Regions from separate parts of the Homo sapiens genome. Here all the other regions are linked to region 1. Evidence: chromatin loops called from intact Hi-C (ENCODE). Cell type or tissue: heart left ventricle. All regions are shown on one strand.

The links. A loop is a pair of places that touch in the nucleus more often than their neighbours do. Peaks named below come from ENCODE experiments on the same cell type or tissue, not always from the same donor. Only the 100,000 strongest peaks of a DNase experiment are listed, where the experiment ranks them.
Region 2: a loop joins it to region 1, with 3 times the contacts of the local background. A loop is called at or near these places in 50 of 110 quality-filtered maps.
Region 3: it touches region 1 in a loop (4-fold over the local background); 17 of 110 quality-filtered maps call a loop at or near these places.

Annotation. Positions count from the first base shown.
Region 1 is chr16:14,183,084-14,191,083 of GRCh38, forward strand. All of the region lies in intron 3 of MRTFB (myocardin related transcription factor B), which reads left to right. Among named protein-coding and RNA genes, the nearest start is that of TRT-CGT2-1, 99 kb to the right of the region's middle. In heart left ventricle, a CTCF peak has its summit at 3,035; no DNase peak of the experiment used is centred here; H3K4me3 peaks cover 5,315 bases; H3K27ac peaks cover 3,104 bases.
Region 2 is chr16:14,083,805-14,091,804 of GRCh38, forward strand. All of the region lies in intron 2 of MRTFB (myocardin related transcription factor B), which reads left to right. Among named protein-coding and RNA genes, the nearest start is that of MRTFB, 16 kb to the left of the region's middle. In heart left ventricle, no CTCF peak of the experiment used is centred here; no DNase peak of the experiment used is centred here.
Region 3 is chr16:13,996,275-14,004,274 of GRCh38, forward strand. It overlaps a transcript of MRTFB not described here. Among named protein-coding and RNA genes, the nearest start is that of LINC02185, 16 kb to the right of the region's middle. In heart left ventricle, a CTCF peak has its summit at 7,234; DNase peaks (open chromatin) are centred at 3,909 and 7,197; H3K4me3 peaks cover 740 bases; H3K27ac peaks cover 4,380 bases.

The DNA.
Region 1 (8,000 bases):
TCGCCATGGAGAAATCTGGCCAGTACCAAGGTGTCAAAATATACATCATCAGTTTTGAGACAATTAATATACTTGAATTTGTGTATTACCTGATAGGATGCAAAGATTGCATCATTATTTCTGGGGTATTCCTGTTGAAAATGTATCACCAGAACCTAATCCTAAGGACAGAACAGACAGACTCAAATTGAGGATAATACTATAAAATAACTGGCCTGTAATCATCAAAATTCAAGGAAAGATAAGTGAAGAAAGACTGAGAGAATGTTAGAGATGGACAAAAACTAAAGAGACTTAATAATTCAAGAACTCAATGTCATATGTGATCCTGGTTTGGATCCTTTTACTATACAGGATATTGTTGGGACAATTGGTGGAACTTGAATGCAGATATATCAATGTTAACTTGTTTCCTCTTTTTATGTGTTTGTTTTTTTTCTTATCAATGTTAATTTGATATATCTATACCGACTAAGCAGTCATCAATATCATCTTGATATTGATTATTATATTTTGGTTCTGTAGGAGAATATCCTTGTTTGTAGGAATTACACACCTGAACACTTAGGGTAAAGAAGTATCATGTTAGAACCTATTCAGAGATGATTCTGGGGGAAATGCTCTGTAAATTTGAAATTATTTCAAAAAATTTTTTTAATAAATGTTCTTTCAGGCACATTCACCACTAGAGAAATTACTTTCTTTGAGAACTACAAAGACACAACTTTTGATATAAACCTACAGCAGAATAATGTGTTTTCTTATTGGGATTTTGAGATCTATTAGATACAAAAATAAGCATGCAGAGGTTTCTTAAGAGATAGCTTTTTAAAAACACATTTAACACACACTGAAGATACATACACACACAGATATGGTAAAGAATTTTAAAGTGGCTGGTGTAGTTGTGCATCTACTGAGATTTATAGGATTGTGACCTAAAAACAGTTGGGCATTTTTCAGGATTTAAAAGCAACATCCTGAAATTTAAAAAAAAAAAAAAAAAAAAAAGTTGGCATTTATTGTTTTCGTTGTTCTTTTTGCAAAGTAATTAAGCATGTAGGCCCCGGAGCCAAGCTGCGTGCTTTGGAATCCTGGCCACCACTTATGAGATATGCCACCTCTGACAAAGTATTTGATTTTTTTTTTTTTTTTTTGAGATGGAGTCTCACTCTGTGGCCCAGGCTGGAGTGCAGTGGCACAATCTCAGCTCACTGTAACCTCTGCCTCCCGGGTTCAAGCGATTGTCTTGCCTCAGCCTCCCGAGCAGCTGGGATTATAGGTATGTGCTACCATGCCCAGCTAATTTTTGTATCTTTAGTAGAGATGGGGTTTGCCATGTTGGCCAGGCTGGTCTCAAACTCCTGACCTCAAGTCATTCGCCCACCTCGGCCTACCAAAGTGCTGGGATTATAGGCGTGACCCACCACTGATTTTTTTAAGCCTCCATTTTCCCATGTGTAGATCAGGAAAATAATGTTGAACTCACAAGTCTTGCAGTAGGATAGCATACAGTAATCACTAAATAAAGTTGGCTGCTATTATTATTTCATGAGTAGTTAAAATGCTTTCATAAAATCATTTTAGTATGATTATGTTAGCTTTCTTTCCTCTCACCAGGAGTAGAATTACCAGGGGGCCATCAAAGTCATGGCTTCTGCTATTAAGCCTGTCTCAGGATGAAATTAAAGCCTGGAGCTGGAGCATATTCTAGAAGACAGAAGGCAGGGCAAGGCCATAGACAGACTTGGGCTTTAGAGAACTAAGACTTTGGTTAAATTCCATACCTGCTACTTAGAAGCTTTGTGACTTGAGTCTTGGCGTGTAAAATGTCTATAGCATACACAATCATAGCGACCACGCCAATTGTGGAGGGTTAAATTAGATAAACCTTGCAAAACAGCTAATTAAGTGACCAACCTAAAGAATGTCCTCAAAGAGCTATGGTTATTTTTATTACTCCTTTAAAAGTGCATGAGTAGTTTCTTCAGAAGAATGTAGGCGTTAGGGTCAGAGATAGTAACAGAACGTTTGAGGGCATTTTTGAGAGTGTGATAAGCTTGTCACTATTTGTTCCTGCAGAGGTTTGGACTGCCGAGGATGGACTTAAATTGCTTCAGAAGGAATTTCAGTTGACAAGAAGCATGTCCTGTGAGATGCTGAAAAAGGATAGATAGCAATCTTTCTAGAACAATATGGGTTTAGTGCACACCAGCCTTGGAACCAGGCACAAAGGACAGAATACTTCATCCAGACCCACCTGTGTTTAAGTGGTGGAAAGAATATTGATTTTTCTGTCTGTAAAAATGTAAGCCTTTATCCCAGAGGAGGGTCTCATCAGGTGCATGATTAAAATGTGTCTGTATATTTTCTTTTGAAGAGAAAATGTGCTTCCTTTAGAGAACTTATTTAGTTGCTCATCTAAAATTAGTGGCTCTTAGTTATTGACCCAGGACTTCTTTAGAATTCTGGGTATTATTAAAGGAAGTTTTCCTGATGCACTGTCTTCTGCTTTAATTCATTCACTCAACCATGCTACAGATGTTTATTGAGAACACCTAATATTCCAAGCACTCTGCTAGAAGTTATTTTGAAAAAAAAAAAAGGACAAAACAGAACCTCATGAAACAGTATTCACAGTCTACTGCTCTTATAACCTCTGATGGGTTTTATGGGAACTCTTTGCAAAGGAACACACTTTGAACCATTTTTAAAAATCAGATTATTTTGGCTACAGAGGTATATATCTGGAGTATTTGGAGACTGGCTTATCTCCACATTTGCCTGGAATTCCTGTATCTAGAGATTTCCTTCCAGCAGTGTCCCTATATGCAGTGAACAGCAGCCTGTGACTTGCAGGAGAGGTGCCCATCCTTGATAGCTCATGTAAAATTAAACTTAGGCTGGTCATTGGTTTACTCTGTTATGAAATAGAAGCTGTCAGTGTTGCCGCTTTTAATGCATGGGGGGAGAATTTTCCTTAAAAAAAATCATGGCAATGTTAACTCTCCCAGCCAACTAGTGGCACTAAGAAAAACTGCTGCTTGGGTCTGAATTGCCAAAGGAAGAAAGCTGCAATTGCAGTACATTTCCCTATTACAAAGAGCATCAGCTTTGCCAGGAAGAGGCACATGCAACACAAAGCACACCACAAAAGAACTTTGGTGGTGAAATGACTCTGTCTTCATTCACATATGCTGGTAGCATGTTTATTCAGTGTGTGCCTCTGCTGAGATAAGAGCCGCTTCCTTCAGATGCCCTAGACTGCCGTTTGTGTAGCTGGAGAACTTAATGAGTAATTGATGTGCTTGTCTGGTCAATATAAAGTATTTCCATAGCCTGTGGCTGTGTTTATAGAGAGCGGGAGAGAGACCACAGGCAGCAATTTGTCTTCTTAGGTATCAGCAAAGTCTTCTCTTTTAACAACTAGAAGATTTATTTTTAACTGCTTGACTCAGTGTTTGTCAGATGATTCGGACCATCAAACTGCAGACTGAAGTCCCCAGCGCGGGGGAAGCTGGAATGGCAAGGGAAAGGGGGCTGGCTGGGAAAAGGGGTGGGATTTTAGAATCGTGCCTGTGTGGCTCTGCCTCCCGATGTGGGAGAGAGTTAAGGGCTTCCAGCGGCATGAGTGTATTTGCAGGTCAAGCTGGGAACTAAAGGGTAATGGCTGCCTTCAGCTGCTTAAAGACATAATTGGCCAGTGATTGGGGTATTGTGGGGAGCAACCAGGGACCCAGGGACCAGAGTGTTCTGCGCACCGCACTTCGCTCTTCTGCAAATTAAGCTTTTCTCCTGCTTGATGCTGCCTGTCTTCAGAAGCCTCTCACCATGATCGATAGCTCCAAGAAGCAGCAACAGGGCTTCCCAGAGATTTTAACTGCTGGGGATTTTGAACCATTAAAAGAAAAGGAATGCCTTGAGGGGAGCAACCAGAAAAGTCTCAAGGAAGGTCAGTCTGTCTGTGGACAGGGGCAAAACTGCCAAATTCATATTCTGGTCAGCCAGCTGAGCGTGTCTGTCTGTTACCATGCTATGTGTCTGCTCTCTCTGTTCACTCATGTACCTTACACATTCTAAGTTCTTTGAAATGAAAGCTTAATGCTGTTCTGGGTAGCTGTTACTAAAGATTCATTAGCTGATGGAACTGTAGGGCTTTTGCAGTAATTCATGCAGTAAGGGGACTTGTACAGCCAGTCCTCATTTTGGTAAAATCTTCCCAGGTTCATTTTGTATATTTTCTTCCTTTTTTTCTCTTCCCTCTGTCTTTTCGGAGAGGCCATTTCCTTTTTTATGTTAGTGAGAACACTGCTTCTTTTAGGTTTCCAAACACATAATTCCAGGAAAATTCATTTTTTCAGTTAAGATGCTTATGATTTTTACTGTTTAAAACCAGGAAGGTAGCTAGCTTTTAAATCCTACAGTGATAGGTTAATTGGTTGTAATGCGCATTGCATCGTTTTTTGTTTTAAAAAGCACATTGCATAGCTTGATTTTGTTTTGTAACAAAGCAAAGAATAAGCTTGAGAATAAATACTGTCGATTATTATTGTTAGTAAACACTGCACAGGCACCTCACTGATTGATTTAAGGAAATAGCCAAACATGTGGACATTGCTGTCCTCTGTCCTGGCATACAGAAGCATGGCAAGACTGGTACACAGCTTGCCTTCCTGTAGCCAGTGTTTAAGAAATTCAGGGTCTACAGAGAATAAGTTTTCCTGAATTTGAGACATGAGGGTCACTCTTCTCAATGCTTGTTTAATTTGAAAATTGGTTTCCTAGTCATCTTTGGAAAGCAAAAACCCACAATCCCCCTTTTTCAGCCTCTGCTTTCAGCTGCTGCCAGCAGCCACCCCCTTGCCTCCCGCTCGCTCTTGCCCGTCTTATAGAGACCCAGAGAGTAAATGTAGAGTTAATTGGTCTAAGTAGTGCTTTGAGCTTCTTCTAAAAGATAAGAAGAAGAAACAAGAGTTAGACTTGCTGGAGTTGAACTACTCTTGGGTATGGGCAGGAAAAACTCCTAGGTCGAAATAAATGACACACAATGAAGTATAAATAGCTGTTGCTAGGAACCAAACAATGGAGTTGCCTCTGCTTGTGCACGGCATGTCTTACTGCCGGTTTTTATAAAAATCGATACCAGTGGAATTTTTAGGATGCATTTCTGGAGACTCATTGAAGGGAACTTAAATTTCTTAAATCATTAATTTCTTAAAAGTTTGAGAATTATCTATCATTTAAGTCAAGTTCAAGTGTCAAGCTCCTAATAATACCATAAATTTAAAACATTTTTGCGTACTTGAGAAACTAGGAAAGTAGAGGAAAACAGAATAGGAGAAATAAAAAGATGTCACAACAGCAATGGGATTAAGGCACATAGAAAGCAAGGATTAAAAATATAAAAACAGAGTAAGAGAATCATCAACAGGAACCACAAAATAGAGTTGTGATGGTTACATAAAGTACAGATTCTTTCCCTAACAATTCTGACTATGCTTTCGATTTATACAGGTGTAATAGTATAATGGCAAAACAGCATAGACCCTGGAGTGAGAAATACTTGAGTTCAAATCCTACATGCACCATTTACCGGGTCTGTGATCCTGGACAAGCTTACTCCTCTGAGCCTTAACTTCCTCATTTGTACAATGAGGAGAAACAATACCTACTTCATAGTGATTTTATTAAGATGCCTTGTTAATGCCAGTTTCTCATCTCTCTTCTTGCTTTTTTCGTATTTCTTTTTCCTTCTGTTTAAATTTAAATTTTAAAATCCTGCATATGTTTACAAAATAGAAGTGTTATATATCTTATTGTTTTGTTAAATTCGTTGATATAAAGAGGTAGAGGAGAGAAACTTTATATTTAAAACACTCCACAGAAATAACTGGATGATAAAATTAATGTCTCACTGTAGTTGCACTGAACTGGGTTTTGCTTTATATCTCAACAGACTAAATATTTCTCCTCATTTAATAGATTCTACTCATCTAATAGATAGGGTTGAGGCTAAAATAATGTATGTAGACATTAAGGACGATTTGCTGCTTCAAAGTTAGTGACATTGAAAGGATTAGATCTGGATTTAATTAGAATGGAAAAAATAAAAATTATAGAAAGGCACTTTTAAAATTTGGAGTCATATAAAAATAACTCGGTTCTCTTTGCAAAATTGAACTCCCAAAATTCAGTATGTCACTGATCCTGCCTGCAGATGAACAACAGTGTTTAGCTCATCAGATTTGTAGAATTTAACTTTGGGACAAGCTCCTGGTTACTTTATCTGCTTTTAAATATTGGGTCCTGCATCGTTTACATGAATCCATGGAAGTTAATTGAGATGGCAGCAGTTGTTCAAATACTTTTGGTTAATGTTTTACTCTAAAATACCCTGGAGTCTAATTAGATTTGTGCTGTTTTGTCAAAAGAGACAAATATATAAATGACTATTAATAATCCCTAATAGTTTATACTTCATGTTTTAAAGGACACTTATTAAAAATATTTATCATATTTTATATCAACAGTGGTTTTCTACTCATTTTTGGAAAACTTGTTTTTGGGTTGTTTGAAAAAGCAACCTTTAGAATTTTTTCAAATGTCTGAATTATAAGTTTCTGGGTAATGAAGGAGGGATAAATTTGGGTTCATTTAACTTTTTAATCACATAGACACAAGCTTGGGCTCTATATGTCTGATACGTGTCCACTCTCAGGGCTTGGAAGGCTACTCTGCTTCTCAAGTAGTTGCTTGCTTGCTTCCTTATATTGGGATGTTTTAGAATCTTGTAATTGTTGACAGTGCTAGTTGGCTGAAATTATTATGAGGGGAAAACAGCCTTTATTAGCAAACGCTGTAGGATTCAAGAATTGACGGGATGCCTTAACAAGAAAATTTAGCAATACCTTTTGAAAATTTAAAAGAGGAAAAAGTTCTAACTGCTGACCACCTGTGAAGAGTTGTCATCACAGTGCAGAGAATTGTGTGGATAATAAAGCATATCATCTCACAGCTTTGTTGATGCTTATATAAGCTTTTTGATAGACACCAGCCAGTATATGTGGTTGGAGAATTTAATTATTTTCTTCTCTAGGAGAGAACAGCAATAAATGTCATGAATTCCCCTGAACAAATTCAAAATAGAAAATTCTCCTTAGACTAGTTTCTTTTGTCAAAGCAGCAACAGGAAATCTCAACTTTTAACTTGTCTACAAACGGCTTCAAACATTCTCTGATTACACTCAACATACATGAGCTTTCAATTTCTGGATCTACAGCTAAGAAGAGTATTACAAACCACTCTGACATGACAACTGAAGAGTTGATAATTATGAATTTTCAGGAAAAATCAAATAAATTGAGATGATTTAATTCAGATAAGTGTTTTAATGTGGGTCATTATTGAGATAAATGAATCATAATTCTAATGCTACTAGCTAGTTATGTTCCATATTTATCACAGGCAAATGGTAGCAAATGGATTTTAAGAGGAAAAAATGATATTTGATATAAAGGACTCTCTAATGGTGAAAAATAAGATACTACAGAAAGAAAACCAAGTTGTGTGTTAATTACTTTGACTAAAACTGCCCTAACAGACAACCCTCAATCGCAGTGTTTTAACCATTCAAAGTGCATTTCTTGCTCAAAACGCAGTCCAGTGTGGGCAGGACAACTATCCCAGGCAGCTGTCCTCCAAGAAGTGACCTGGGGACCTGGGCTCCTGTCATTGTGTGGCTCAACCAGGAGTGTCAACGGAGTGGGGAGGAGTTACAGACTTGGGGGGCCACATTTCCAGTTCTGCCACAGACTGGCTAATAGCCGAGATGAAGTACATGAAAGCTTATGGTAGATGGCCCAGCCAGCAATGCAGTAAATTAACATACTGTACTGGGATGTGTCTATAGTAGCTTTGAGAAGAAAATGAACATTTGTCTGAAATATTATGAATAATCCAACCTGGAAATACATCGAGATTAAATAAATCACTTTACCAA
Region 2 (8,000 bases), 99 kb before region 1:
CCCTGGGACGAGTACTGGAGAGTCTTGTTCCGCCATCTTGTACCACCTTCTTTTGTATGTAACCTGTTAATCTTTTTAATCTTTGGCAATCCAGTAGGAGACAAAAAATAGTATTTTTTTGAGATAACAAGGTTTCTAATTGGAATATACCTTTTAGGTTTTCAAAGACCTCCAATTTGATATTCTTACTAACGTGAAGAGTTTTCTTATTGAGAAGATACCTGTGGTTCTCATGCATAGATGAAATACTCTTGGACTTTAAATGTGATGAGAGTGTTGAAGTATGTTGAGTTCTTTGTTTTTCAGTCTATTGCCTTCGTTAACTCATTATAAATATTTTTAAACTATAGGTCAACTGACTGTTACTATTTCAAATACTGAAAGTTTTCCTCCATAGAGAACTCTCCCTTTGTTTTTTATTCACTTATAGTGCAGTTTCAAGAAGCTTTAAGACTAGGCACGGTATCTCACAACTGTGATCCCAGCACTTTGGGAGGCTGAGGCAGGTAAACTGCTTGAGCTCAGGAGTTCAAGACTGGCCTGCACAATAACATAGTGAAATCCCATCTCTGCAAAACATGCAAAATTAGCTGGGCATGGTGGCTCACACCTGTAGTCCCAGGTGTTCAGGAGGCTGAGGCAGGAGGATCACTTGAGGCTAGGACGTGGAGGTCTCAGTGAGCCAAGATCATGCCACTGCACTCCAGCCGGGGTGACAGAGTGAGACTCTGTCTTGAAAAAAATTAAAAAGATAAATAAAGAAGCTTTAGAGACCAATTTCTTAACATGCCTCAAACGTAGATATCAATTGTGGAATAGCATATAGAATATGACTTACAAACTTGGGTGATGATATTATTGAGTTATGTGGATTATGTGACTGTGCATTCATATGTAAACCTATGTTTACTGATGTTGAATCTCTTCTGTCTAAAGGATTTTAACAGTTTCTGATATGAGTGTGATCTTTAATTTTATATTTGCCTTAGATTTTATTTTAATCAAATAAGATTTACTTGAGGAAGGTTTCATATGAAGCATATACCAACTTTGTCATTGACCTATGGTTTGTTCTTTAACTTAATAAAAAGCCAATTAACTATCAGGAGCTATTTCAAACAAGAAAATCAGAGAGCCAGCGTAGGCAATATAGTGAGACCCTGTCTCTACAAAAAATATTTAAAATTAAAATAAGAAAAAATTAGCAAGGCATGGTTATAATCCCAGCTACTCAGGAGAGTGAGGTGAGATGATTATTTGAGCCTGGAGTTGGAGACCAGCCTTGACAATATAGCAAGATCTCATCTCTTAAAGAAAAAAAAGCCAATTAAAAGTCACCTTTTTTCTTCAGATAGAAAATACATCTTCTGGCCAGGTGTGGTGGCCCACGCCTGTAATCCCAGCACTTTGGGTGGCTGAGATGAGTGGATCACCAGAAGTCGGGAGTTTGAGACCAGCCTGGCCAACATGGTGGAACCCTGTCTCTACTAAAAATACAAAAAATTAGCCAGGTGTGGTGGCGGGCGCCTGTAATCCCAGCTACTTGGGAGGCTGAGGCAGGAGAATCACTTGAATCCGGGAGGTGGAGGTTGCAGTGAGCCGAGATCGCACCACTGCACTCCAGCCTGGGCAATAAGAGTGAAATTCCATCTCAAAAAAAAAAAAAAAAAAGCGAAAAGGAAAATACAGCATTTAATAATATAGAATGCCTTTAATACTTTAATATTGATGCTTTTCTTTTCACTCCAAGTTAACATTGTTGACCATATACCACCAAGACCAGGGACCAAGTAGTACAACTGGTATTTTATTCACTGGTTTACATCCAGCACCTAATATAATACCTGGCATGCACATGGCAAACACCCACATTGTGTTTGAAGGAATGAATGGTTGGTAAATATTGTCATTGTTAGAATTAGGTTGGAAATGAGAAGGGCCTTAAATTTTAATTTGGATAAGAAAACTAGCATCTGTGATTTTTATACGTACCTAAATCTAAACATAGACAATTATAGTGATACTTGCTACCATAACATTGTGTGACATTTTGTTTGAAATGTTGAATTGGCCTGTATCCCATTTATTTTCCAACTCTGCTTTTTTGTTTGTGTGTTTTTGTTGTTGTCAAGGGAAAAGTAAGTATCTAAACTAGGTAGGAAACTAGATCTTGTTAAATAATCATATTTATGTTTCATAGTATAGACATGGGAAAGTTTTTCATAGTTATGTTATTTGAAGACAAAGCTAAAATGGATGTCCCAAAATATATTTTTAATTATAATGGAGATAAATTGAGCTATATTTTAAGTGTGGCTCCGCATTTCATTAAAAATAGAAGCAGAGAAATTGATTGCCAGCCTTTGAGAAGAATGTATAATAAATCTTTGTCCAGTATCCTGTCTTTTAAGCCTTTCTGACTCCTAACCAATTTTTCACAGCCAAACTAAACAAAGAAGATAGAATAATTAATAGATTCAAGTAGTGTTTTTGCCTCTCTTTCCATATACTTTGTTTCTGTTGGAATATGGGATTCCAAAGAGTTCATGAGCTAGTTTTAATCAGTATTTGAGCAGCAGTTATTTGCATGTATAACGTCTTAAATTGATTAAATAATCCCCTAGCAATTTTTATTTGCACTTTAGTTTGCTTAGCATCCCCTTTCTTAATAAATAATCCAAAATTAAATGTAGGCAGACTTGAAATAATTGAGTCTTCAATAGTAGAGTCTAAATTAATGAAGTTTTTTTAGACTTTAAAACTCTCATATCTTTTTGTGGCTGATGGTATAATCTTGTATTTGTTTTCTAAAATAACCAAATTTCTGGTTTCTTCAATCTCTTTTATGTGGCAATGCAGGAATTTGCTTATACGGTAGTTTTCATTTTACTGATGACTTAATTTATTTAATTGCATGCTTTAAAGCCCTGATTCTAAAAATACTCCTGGAAAGCAAGGAATTACTAGCAGTAGTTAAACAGAAGTCTTAATTAAAATTAAGGCTTTATTATTTATTTATCCTCTTAGCTGCATTTGTAATAATTTTTACATTGTACTTAAACAGAAAGTTTTAAGAATTTTTCAGCATCTTTAATGACTTGGATTTTGTGCATCTGCAACAGTTTCTTCCTATTTTAGGCACAAAGCTTAAAGTTTAGACTGGCAGGGGAAGTAGTCGTTTGATTGGAAAGTTGGGCAGAGGAGAAAAATTTTGTCTTCATATACAGAATTTGTAGCAGTAGAATATTCAGATGGAATTGTATTAAACTCTAACCCTAGGAAAAAAAAATTGAAGTACTTGTATGCAGTACAGAGAATAGATCCCTAGCAAAGCCAACACTCGGGGCTTACTTCTGTAGTATCTGCAGCTGAATTGGTCTCTCCCAAGAGTATTCTCATCTCAAAGTCTTAAGAGTAGAGTTTGGAAAGGGGAGGAGAGAACAGTAGCTTTGGGCCATAAGTTCCATGATGAGCTCAATAGTCAGTGAAACTCTCTAGGTTAAGGATATGTACTGAACCTCTGAATGTCCTATCCCCCTTGAGAAATTTCCTTCCTTCCTAACTCTGGGCACTTTGTTTAGTGTTGCGGCATGCTGGAAATTTATCTTGAGTTGAGGAGAGGGAGTCTGACTGTATTGCTGCAGAGTCTAGGCTACTCTCTTTAAATAGATGTCCAATGTGGGAATATGGCTGAAAACCATCAGTTCCTCCCTTATCATAGTTAGGCAGTGGCAAATATTAGAATTTCATGCAAGCTTTTCCTTCTTCAGTTTGCTCAGAGAGGACGCCTAGTTCAAGGTGAAGATTAAGTGTTTGTGTATGTTAAACTCAGTAAGTTTTATTTTAAATATACTTCAGTCTGCTCTAATGTAACAAAGTTCTTCAGTCTGATTGTTCTAGCAGCTATCACTCAAACATTAATTGCTGTCAGTGTGAAAGGATATCCTCCTACATCTTTTCTGGAGTACTTGAAACCATCCCACTTCCTTTTTCTTTTACCTTAAGAACTGATTACTGACACTTGGGAATTACAATCAGATTGCATCAATCTTTATGGAAAGGTTGCCAATTATTGCACTGCAAAATATGCATTTCCCTCTAATAGTAAGTGTTTCTCTTGGTGTGTCTCTCAGTTCAGTGCTTTTAAATACCTCTTAGGTGAATGAATGCTTTGTGCCATGCCCTGATTTAATATATTTAAAAGACTTAATTCATGGCTTTGTTACCTTCAGGTCTTTGGGAGGTGGAAATGGATGGAGGGGAATAATTTATGTAATACGAAATCTTTGTAGGATCTTTTGATTGATTAGATGTCCTTGGATAGAAGAAGGATGGCCGGTGACTGTTACTTATACTGTGATATAAACTCTCAAATGAGTGTGTTCTTTGAAGAGTTGAGAGCAGTGCGGAATTTTATGGTGGGAATGTACATTGAGCCTTGTGCAATGTCTTTTGTGTGCATTACCTCATTTTGTTTTCACAACAGTTCTGTGAGGATAGATGTAATTACCCCAGTTTTAAAGAGCAGAAGGGCTCAATGAGATTGTGAAATCAGGACTTGGGCATGCAGCTAGTAGGTTAAAAACAAAACAAAACTGTGACTTGAATACGGATCTCTCTGGCTCCAAAATCCATGCTTTCTTCCCTCGGACAGGGAAAGGTGGTGTTAGAATGCTCGAAAGTTCTTAGAATGTTGACATTGTAGACCATGGAAATGCTGAACAGAATGAAGATAACGCTACTTTATGAGCACCCCCAGCATTATTTTCACCATCCTCTATTTCTAATGCTCTTCATCATCAACTCATGAAGCCAAGGAGCCTGCCAGGGTGTCTGGCTCATCATGTTCAATACAGCAGAGACTTGTTTAATTTAGCAGCACTCTGAGATGAAAGGTTCATGACTGCCAAGTACAAACAGACCTTCTGCGGGATGTTAATTTGGTTATAGAAGAGAATGCTTGTTTTTCCTTGCTCTGTGCTAATAAAGAAGCTGGCACATTTTTTCGTGAGGAAAAAGGACTTTGACTTATTAAATCTGTGTAATCAAAGAGAAGCAGTTCTGATAACCATTTTTCTTTGTGCAGTCTTTGGTTAATTCCATTCTGTACCTGCCAGCAAATTGCAAATTGCGTGCTTTTTTGTTCTTTCCTCTTTTTTATTTTGGATTTGGTTTTATGGTTGGTCACTGTAGGGATTTATTGGTAGGAAAATAAATTATTTCCTCATTTGAACAGATTGTGTGTTTTTACAACAGGTTATCTTGTAGCAAGCAGAGTGATTCAACCAGGCCTCTGCACGGAGGTGTTGCTATATGACTTTGACCATTTTAAATAATAACAGCTTTATTGAGATATAATTCATATACCATAAAGTTTACCCTTTTAAAGTGTAGAACTCAATGATTTTTAGTATTCTCACAGAGTTGTACACCCATCACTTCTGACTAATTCCAGGACACTTTCATCACCCCAAAAAGAAATCTCATACCCACTCTCCATTCTCCCCTCTGTCTCTCTCACCTCTAGAAGCCACTCATCTACTTTCTATCTCTTTGGATTTACCTGTTCTGGACATGCCATGTAAATGGAATCATAAAAATATGTGACCTTTTGTGTCTGGCTTTTTTCTATGTTGCAGCATGTATCAGAACTTCATTCCTTTTTATTGCTGAGTAGTATTCTGTTGTGTGGATAATACTACATTTTGCTTATTTCTTCATCAGTTGATGGACATTGTGGTGGTTTCCACTTTTTGGTTATTATGAATCATACTGCTGTGAACATTTGCATATAAATTTTCTAGTGGACACAGGTTTTCATTTCTTTTGGGTATACACCTAGGAGTGGAATTGCTGGGTTATATGGTAACTCTGTATTTAACTTTTTGAGGAAATGCCCAACTGTTTTCCAAAGTGCTTTTGTGTGAAGGTGCACCTTTTTTGTTCTCAGCAACATTTGAGGGTTCCAATTTCTCCAAGTCCTTGGCAACACTTTTCCATGATTGTGTTTTTCGTAGTAGCCATCCTAATGAATGTGAAGTGGTGTCTCATGATTTTGATTTGCATTTCCCTAATCACTAATGATATTGAACATCTTTTCATGTGCTTCTTGGCCACTTGTATATCTTAGAGAAATACCTACTCAAATTATTTGCCCATTTTTAAAATGGACTGTCTTTTTATTGAGTGGTGATAGTTCTTTATATATTTTGTATACACACACACCCCCAAACACCCCCACCCTTATCAGATATATGAATTGTAAGATTTTCTCTCCCATTTTGTGATTGTCTTTTCACTTTCTTCATGTTGTTCTCTGAAGCAAGTGGTGTTTTAATTTTGATGAAGTCCAGTTTTCCAATTTGTTTTGGTTGCTTGTGCCATTCTCTCTCTGTTGGAAATTTTCTTTATTTCTAGACATCTCCCATTTAAAAAATTTGTACAAAATTAGTTTATTAACTATACAATGAGTAAGAGGTATTAAACATCTTTTGTGTTTTCAGGTATTCTCAGCTCATTCAATGTGAGAAAACCAAATCTCCTAACCTTACACCCAATGTGCTTTTTTGTTTTTTAAATCAGAAAGATGTCTTTCATTGTTCTGCGTCGCTTAAAATGCACGCATCATCCCATGAGCATTTATGTGTCTAATACATACTGAGCACTTTGCAGGGCTTGGGGATCCAGAGGTGAGTGGGATGTGGCCCTATCTTTAAGGAACAGGAGCTCACATGCCATGCTAGAAGCTTCCACAGAGGACTGTGGTGGTGCCAGGAGGGGGAAGGGAGCAGTCTCCTCTTTCGGGTGAGAATACTTTATAGAAGAGTTGGTGCTGGTGCTCAGTCTGCAAAGATGGGTGGGTGATCAGAACTTTTTGTTATAGTCTGTGAGTCTCTCTTCTGGTTACTTCCTGCCATGTATGCCAAGTACACTAGCACCAGATATCTCACAACAGCCTATCTAGGATTATTGATATAATAAAATGTAGATAGAGGTGTGACGACTCTGATGCCTAAAAGTGAGCCCAAAGAAAACCACTTTAATTTTTTCAGGTTTTCAAAATCAGTTCAGCATGGTGTGTGTGTGTGTGTGTGTGTGTGTGTGTGTGTGTGTGTGTAGTTCTGTATAGTCACAGCATAAAATAGGAGGCAAGGAGTGACAGTTGCTTGGCTGGAGAGGAAGACTGATTATAGACAGTTGGGTGTGTCCCATTAAGGAATTTAGATTTTGCCCTTAGTGATGGGGAGTCACTGAAGAGTCCAGCAGCGGGGAGGTGATTGGATCACTCTAGTTACTATACCATGGATGCTGGATGCAAGGGGCAGGTCTAGAGACAGGCAACCCATTAGGCTGTTACACGAGTCCAGGTGACAGTTGATGAGGACCTGAACTAGGGCACTGGTGGTAGAGTTGTAGAAGACAGAGGCTGGAAATGTTTAGGAGGTACTAGTCAGGACTCTTGGCTGCAAGTTAACAGAAACCTCACTCAAACTATCTTAAGTTAAAAGGGGAGCTAATTGGAAGATTCCTAGAGAAGGTTGCAAAAGGAATGAAATGCTGCAGAAACCAGCACAATTTCAGGGACCTCAGGGATTAGAAGTGGTACATCATCACAGGGCAGGAGCCATCTTCACAGTCACCAACCAAGAGGAAGGAAACAGCTTTTCCCTCCCAGCTTTGGTTTTAAAATCCCAGGGGCACTCTTGGCCTTGGGAGTTTGTGCTCCCCGGCCAGGCACTGGGGTCTTTGTTGGAAGCTCTCTATCACCATCACACTGAGAGTTCCTGGAAGAAGTGGAGAAGGGTTGTTCTGGCAGAGCCATCTGTGCACGTCCACTCTAGGCATATGGGTTGGACCCAGAGATCGAAACGATCTGAGAATAAGGGAAAGGTCAAGAATGCCTCCCAAAGCCGGGCGTGGTGGCTCACACCTGTAATCCCAGCACTTTGGGAGGCCGAGGCGGGCAGATCACTTGAGGTCAGGAGTTTGAGACCAGCCTA
Region 3 (8,000 bases), 190 kb before region 1:
AACAACAACAACAACAAAGAAAAAAAAAAAGAAGGTAACCAGGCTTCTCTGAGAAGGCAAAGATCAGTGTCCATTCATTCATTTCTGTCAATATCTGTGGCCCCTCTACTCTATGCCAGATACTACTGTGGGCACAGGAGACACCTTGATGAAAGGGACAAGGTGGTGGTGAGGTGATACCTGACAGAGAAAACATTTAGCCTCCCTTCTTTCTTCCATTCATCCATTCTTCCATTCAAAAAGTATTTATGATGCATGGTCCATGTGTTAGGCACAGGACTGGGTGACAAAATACAGCAGTGAGCAAAAGAGATTGCGCCTTGCCCTTGAGTAGTTTGGAGTCCAATGGGGAAGATGGATATTAATGAAATAATCACCTACATAAAGATAGCATGACAAATGATGGAGAGCTCGTGAGACAAAGGTCAAGGGGCCATGTGAGAGTCTAAGAGAGGGATAGGCCTGGTTGGGTAGGCAGAGAATGGATGAAGACTAGGCATACTTGAGATGCCCCCAGTGGTGTGTTTTCTGTTGAGTACAGGGACAACCGACGGCTCTCTGTAGAAGGTGTGCTTTTGAGTTTCTATTAGCCGCGTGGGGCCATCCACACTCTCACCTGATTGTCTTGAGGACTGTCACAGGCTGATAGGTCTCAGGGAGAGTTCGGCCCACAAATGAGGGTTCCACCTGCGTGATCAGCACATTAGGGTTGTGACCTTGACTTTCGGGTTTGCAGTGGACAGCGTGACAGATAAAAAGACACTCTTCTCATTCTACCTCATTTGGGTAAAGGAGTAAACAAGAGCATCATCCCATGACATCATTTTCAGACGTTTGCCTGTATATGGTGGCTCTATCACCACACTCAGAGACCAGGATAGAAAGATGGCCCCACGTTCCCCTCTGCAGTTTCACGCAGACATGGGGGGCATCTCAAATGTTCACATGCAATGGCTTTGGAAAGAAAATTCTCAAAGAAGCAGTTAGCATCATGTAGTATCTTTCTGTACTAATGTGAGGGCAACTTTGAGCCAATCCCTTCAGCAGAGAGCTTTAGTTTATTGGGCAACTTTGAGCCAATCCCTTCAGCAGAGAGCTTTAGTTTATTTGAAAAAATACTATTGTATTTTGTCTCTTTTATGCCCAGTGTTTTGTAGGCACCAAGTAAAAGCCAAGAAAAATGTAAGAAATTGCCCTGCCCTGAAAAAGTTTACAAGGACATTCAGAAAAGAATTTTCAGCTAGGCGTGGCGGCTCATGCCTTTAATCTTAACACTTTGGGAGGCTGAAGCAAGAGGATTACTTGAGCCCAGGGGTTCAAACCAGCCTGGGTAACACAGTGAGACTCTATCTGTACCAAAAAAAAAAAAATAGCTGGGTATGGTGGCATGTGCCTATAGTCCCAGCTACTTGGAAGGCTGAGATAGGGGGATAGCTTGAGCCCAGGAGGCGGAGGTTGCAGTGAGTCATGTTTGCACCACTGCGCTCCAGCCTGTGTGACAGAGCAAGACCCTATCTCAAAAAAAAAAAAAAAAAAAAGAATTTTCATTCATTTATTCAACAAACATTTGAGTACCTACGTTGTGCTAGACACAGAACCAGGAACCAGGTGAGTAAGACAAGCATGATGCTTGCCTCATGGAGCTTACCGTCTAGAGAAAGGAGGGAGATACTCAAACCATCAACAAACACAATAATTTCAAGTGGTTTTACATGCTAGACTTGTCAGAGACCTCTCAGAGAGCGTGACATTTGAGTAGCAGCTGTGCAAAGATTTAAAGGAAGAGCATTCTAGACACAGGGAAACAGGAAGTAGAAGCCTCTGAGGCGTGCAGCAGGTTGGCTTAATAAATAACAAGAAATGAGTGTGGCTACAACTCAGCAAGGGGGTGAGTCGTAGGCAGGCCAGGTGTAGAGTGCGAATTTTATTTTGAATGCAGAGGAAGCCTTTGGCAGGTGAAAACATGACACTTCAACCTGAACTTATTGATCTACCTCGGGGTAGATCTGTGGCCTCAGTGAAATTTTGGGAGTAACAGACCTGGGATTCTTAGAACTTAGAGCCCCAGGTAAACCTACAGATGGAAAGAAAAGAAATTGGCCAGGCACAGTGGCTCATGCCTATAATCCCAACACTTTGGGAGGCAGGAGAATCTCTTGAGGTCAAGAGTTCAAGACCAGCATGGGCAACATAGCAAGACCCTCTACAAAAATTTTTAAAAATTAGCTGGGCATGAAGTTGCACACCTGTAGTTCCAGCTACTCAGGAGGCCGAGGCAGAAGGATCACTTGAACCCAGGAGTTTGAGGCTGCAGTGAGCTATGATCACACCATTGCATTCCAGCCTGGGCCACAGAATAAGACCCTGTCTCGAAGAAGAAGGGGAAAGAGAAGGTGAAGGAGGAAGAGGAAGAAGAGGAAGAGGGAAGAAGGAAGACAGAAGACAGGAGAAGAAGGAGGAGGAGGAACAAGGAGAAGGAAGAAAAATGATAATAAATTAATATTGGCCTGTTTCTTAAGCCTGGGAGGTTGAGGCTGCAGTGAGCCATGTTCATGCCACTGCACTCCAGCCTGAGTGACAGAGTGAGACTCTGTTTCAAAAAAAAAAAAAAAAAAAAAAAAAAAAAAAAAAAAAAAGGCCGGTCATGGGGGCTCACACCTATAGTCCTAGCACTTTGGGAGGCTGAGGCAGGCAGATTGCCTGAGCTCAGTTCAAGACCACCTTGGGCAACATGGTGAAACCCTGTCTCTACTAAAATACAAAAAATTAGCCAGGCGTGGTAGCATGTGCCTGTAGTCCCAGCTACTCGGGAGGTTGAGGCACGAGAATCACTTGAACACAGGAGGTGGAGGTTGCAGTGAGCTGAGATCTCGTCACTGTACTCTAGCCTGGGAGATAAGAGTAAGACTCTGTCTCCAAAAAAAAAAAAAAAAGAACAGTCACTTCTAACCTCAGAGGCTTTCCTGGGTAGGAGAGGATGAAACTGCAAAATGAATAAACCATATAACAGGTCGCTGCTTGTGGCTCAGCATATTTCTTTCCTTTTGGGGACAATGCCCTTCAGGAAGCCACTGCTTTCCTGTTCTTGGGAATAGGATTTGGCTCAAGCTAGTCAGAAATATTTTTCACTTCCTATCTCCACACCAAAGTGACTGGCTCTGGGATGGGCACAGAACCCAGTCAGAGCCAGTGAAACTCAAGAAGACATCGTCTAGAGCCTTCTGGCAAAAAAAAAAAAAAGAAAGAAAGAAAAAAAAAAGCTTTCTCTCTTTTGCATGGGAGCCATCAGTATAAAGATGCAAAGTTTAGAACCACTGCAGGCATTTGTGACCATGGGGAAGATTCTGGAACTGTTAGGGGCTGTGGGGGAGCATCGCATGGTGCCTGAGGATGAAGCCAACACCACAGAAGGTAGAGCGAGAGATGGAGAACGCTGTGTCCTTGTGAAGCCATTGAGCCCCAGGATCGAGCCTCGCCTGAAGCCAGGCCTATTGCTGGAGGTTTTAGTGGCCTCCACCAGTTAAATGCTCTTTATTATATAAGCCAATGTAAGTGGGGTTTCCTTGCTGCATAAAGAGCCTATATGATAGAAACATTGCAATAGGCACCCAACAACACTGAGGGCCTCCTCTGCACCTTCAGTTTCTAGGAGGAAGTAAGCCTGTTCCAGGACCCAAATAAATGGTCTCGCCTCCCCCTTCTCTATTTCAGTGTTTCCATGCCTCCTGTCACCATAGCACTGTGACTCTCATGGAAAGGCAGAGGAAGCAGAGGAGGAGAGGGTGCCTGTTTCCAGGCTGCGTTGCCACATTGGGGTGGGGGCTGGAGAGACAGAGAGAGAGAGAGGCGGCTCTAAGCCTGACATTTCAGGATAGAGATAACAGGGTAAAAATAAACTCCCAAGCGCCTGTAGCAGCACTCGCTTCTCTGGCTTCACAGTTATCTCTCTCTGCTTCGGGGACAGAAGGGTTCCTTTCGGGTCACCCCTTGGACTGCCCCTTCCCAGCCCCCGGCGGGGGAGGAGGACGCATAGGTCATTGATTTACATCTATCTGTCTACACCTGCTCTTTCACCGCTGGCAAGTCAAGGGATTGATCCCCTCCATCCCGTAGCCCCTCTTTTTATCCTGCAAATCACCTTTCACATCTGATGCTCCAGGAGCTCAGTGAGGTGAGTGAGTCAAGGGCCGGGGTCTCCCCATTTCCCAGTTGGGAAAAGCAGTGGGGCTTGGAAAGATGAAATGATTTTCCCCAAATCACACAGCTTTTTAGTGCTAATGTGTTCTGATCTAAAGCCAGGGCCTTTTCTGCCTTTCCATCTTCAATCAGGAGTAAAAGCAGTTTGATTCCCTCTCTGCAGGGCTTGTGGACAGCCATCCAGGCTGGGTACACACAGCTCCTGGGGGTGGCGTTCACATCACCTGGGACACAAGTATCATTGTGTGTCTCCTGACAACCACACCTCTCTGTCCCCTTTGTCCCCCTTCCCATCACACAGTGTCTGAGTTTTGTATTTGCCAGTGAGCCACCTACTTGCTTACTACAGAAGGGTGGCTGGGACGACACAGTGTCAAGGAACCCAACCCAGCTCTGCCACTGAGGTCCACAGAAGGTCTCTGAGCCTCAGTTTTCTAATCTTTAAAATGGTGATCAAAATAAACCAACGTAGGATTAAATAAACCATTGCATGCCAGGCCCTTGGCCTGTGCCTGATACATGATCATCTAAATGTTGGAGCTTCCTGTGACAATGACAGCTTTTCCTATGCTGGTGTATGGGTATAGCGACTACGTCCCTCACCCATGTCCGCAGTACCTGCCCTTTGAGTTCTTTCTCTCTCAGTGGCCAAGGATTTGCAATGAGCCATTTCATCAGTTAAGACGCTTGTGGTTGCAAGCAACCGAAACACTGATCCTCACTGGATTACATGAAAGGGGAATTTATTGGCTTGGTGGGTAGCTCCAAAGGCGGCCAAGGGTAGAGCCTAGCTTCGGGCACAGCTGGATCCAGGATGGAACCGATACCATCAGGATTGGGTTTCTCGGCTCCATTATCTGCTGTGAGCGCCCTCCTCATAGGGGATACAGGGGTTCTGGCATCTCCCCTTCTTGGGTTCAAAGCCAGTGGGAAAGATCCAGCCCCAGCATTCCCAGAAAAAGCCTCTTTGCATCTCACTACCCATCTAGAACCCATCACCGTACCCAAAGCAACGAAGACAAGCGCGGATGGCCCGAGGTGGGTCCAGTCTGCTCAAACCCAGATCTGAGAGTAGTGAACAATGATCGCCCAGAGCAAAATCAGGTTTGGCCGCCAGAAGCAAAGGTGACTTCAGCAGCCACCCACTCTCCTCAGCCTCGTGTCCCACGGTGAACACTGATGAACTGGCTTCTGTCATCCCAGGGAAGAGACGGGCTTCAAGCAGGCTGCAAAACCAGGCCGGCGGGCTCCGACAACAACTCTCATCCAAAGTTCCCTCGTTGCCATCTGCTGACCAGCTGGACCCACTGACCTCAGACCAGAACCTTCCCCAAGCTTGATCTGCAGCCTGCCACCTGGGGAACCCACTTCGCTGAATAGGAGCTGGAAATCTGGGCTCTTTTTCAGGCCTCTGCCATGAGGCACTGTATCCTTGTTCCAACTCAATTATTACTGATTCATTATTTGTCTTTCCTCTAAAAAGAACCAGCCATAACAAAAAGCCCCTCTCATGGTCTGTAGAAAATAAATACAACCAAAAGCAATACTATGATTAAAAGATAGCTGGTTGCTCTCGCTCGCTGTAAGCCTGAAGACTGGTGCTGTCATGGTTGCTAAAAGGCAAGATTAGGCCAGGCATGGTGGCTCATACCTGTAATCCCAGTACTTTGGGAGGCTGAGATGGGTGGATCACCTGAGGTCAGGAGTTCAAGACCAGCCTGGCCAACATGGTGAAACCCTGTCTCTACTAAAAATACCAAAATTAATTGGCCAAAGTTGGGGGTGCCTGTAATCCCAGCTACTTGGGAGGCTGAGGCAGGAGAATCGCTTGAATCCAGGAGGCGGAGGTTGCAGTGAGCCGAGATGATGCCACTGCACTCCAGCCTGGGTGACAGAGCAAGACTCCGTCCGGGAAAAAAAAAAAAGGCAAGGTTAGCAAGTGTCCGGGAGGTGTTAATGACCTAGGCTAGCACCAACTTGAGACTCGATGAAATTAAAACAACTGAAAACAAATTAGAAAGAGAATAACTTCTACTAGGTGATTCTGCTGCGTTGAATGCTGGAGGGGTACATTTCATGTAAGTTGCCTGCATCATCGACAATTCTCTCACGTACTGGTGAGTCTGCCACTCTAAATGTGTAAATACCGTTTATACTGGTCAACCAGCAACCACAAAGACACTCTTGAAGCTTCCTCTCTCTCCCCTCCTCCCCAAGCCTGCAGGAGAGATGGAAAAGAAGCGGGTAAGAGAACACGAAAGATTTCTTTAAAAATAATTATGGTAATTACGTATGCATTTCCAGGGGGAGATTCTGGGAATTATTCCTAAAAGGCTGGAAAGAATTTCCTCTTTTGATCTCGATTCTGAGCCAGAGAAAATCAAATTAAGAAAGAAAAGCAACAGAGAATTCTCGGTGGGGAGGAAGGAATGGGGTTGGGGCTGTTCGTGAGGTTCTGGGAGAAAGATGGAGAACAGGACTCCGACACCTTTCTCTCTAGATGTTGGTAGACTTAGGAGGAAGAAGTGAGAGAGAGAAAAGATGAGACAGGTGAGGTTGTGTCCTTACATCTTTCTTGCAAGGCTTCACTCCCTCCCCTTGAGGGGCCACAAAGATGGTCCCCCTTGAGCTATTGAGGACGTAGTTTTTTGTAGCTTTTCCCACATCACACGTGGCTGGCCAGGCATCCTCCACAATGGCCCTCCCTTGCAGAGGAGCCCTGTGAATTCCAGCCAACACTCCGAGAGCCGCCACAACAAGATGAGCAAGTGTAGGCGTGTGACGAGTTTTTTGTTTCTTTCTTTTTAATCCTCCCTTTCAGGCACAGGGAGAAATGGTCCTGTCACTTCTCTAAATTTTCTTCCGCGGTTGCTAAGCAGCACGCCTCTGCCCCTTCCACTTCCCTCTGCTCCTGCTTTCTTGTCTCTCTCCACCCTCCACCCCCGCACGCTCACAGTGCTCTTCCCTGCCGTGGTTTGGAAATCAGAGAACAGCCCCCAGGCAGTTTGCTGCTCCCAGAGCCACAGCAGTGCAATGGCAGTTCCCGACAGAGGCGTCTCCCAGCCTGCTCTGCAGAGCATGCACGTAGGTCCTGGCAGGGAAGACCACTGCTTGAGCCCCTCTGCATTCACCAGCAGAGCTGGGGCCGGCCGGCCTGCCTGCCTGCCTGCCTCCCTCCCTCCCTCCCTCCCTCCCTCCCTTCCTTCCTTCCTTCCTCTACACTTCTTTCCTTCTTCCTTCCCTCCCTGCCATGCTACAATAGCCTTTGCCTGGAGACTAGAGGGGGGAAACTCAAAAGTATGCAGGCACCAAACACTGCATTTCATGAGGGAATGAGGCTGGATGTGAGACGATAGGGAATGGTGAGGACTGTTCCCTAAGTACCTGCCTAAGGAGGCCTTGCACTAGCTCCAGCCAACTGGTGTTTCAAGGGAACCTGGGCAACTTCCAGATTTTTAAAAATCTCAATGCAGGACAAGCAAAAACCCATCTGTGGGCCTCCAGTCTGTGGAGGAGAGCCAAGCAGGGTCCATAATGCGGGTTTGTGAGACAGTTGCATTTGAGGGTTCGTTGGGTGGTTTTGGCAGCAGAATGGAGGACTGGTGGGAGGCAGGCAGGGACTGTGGACAGCAAGCCATGAGCCCCAGGAGCTCCTTGGAGAAGCCAGAAGGCTTGGTGGCAGCCCCGGACCTTGATTTCTGTAGGACCTTCATCCAGTGGATGGGAGAATGGCTAGCTGGACCGCAGACAAGTAACCGGGGTGGAGGGAATGGACTGTCACTTTTCCCTTGGTTCCCAAAGCC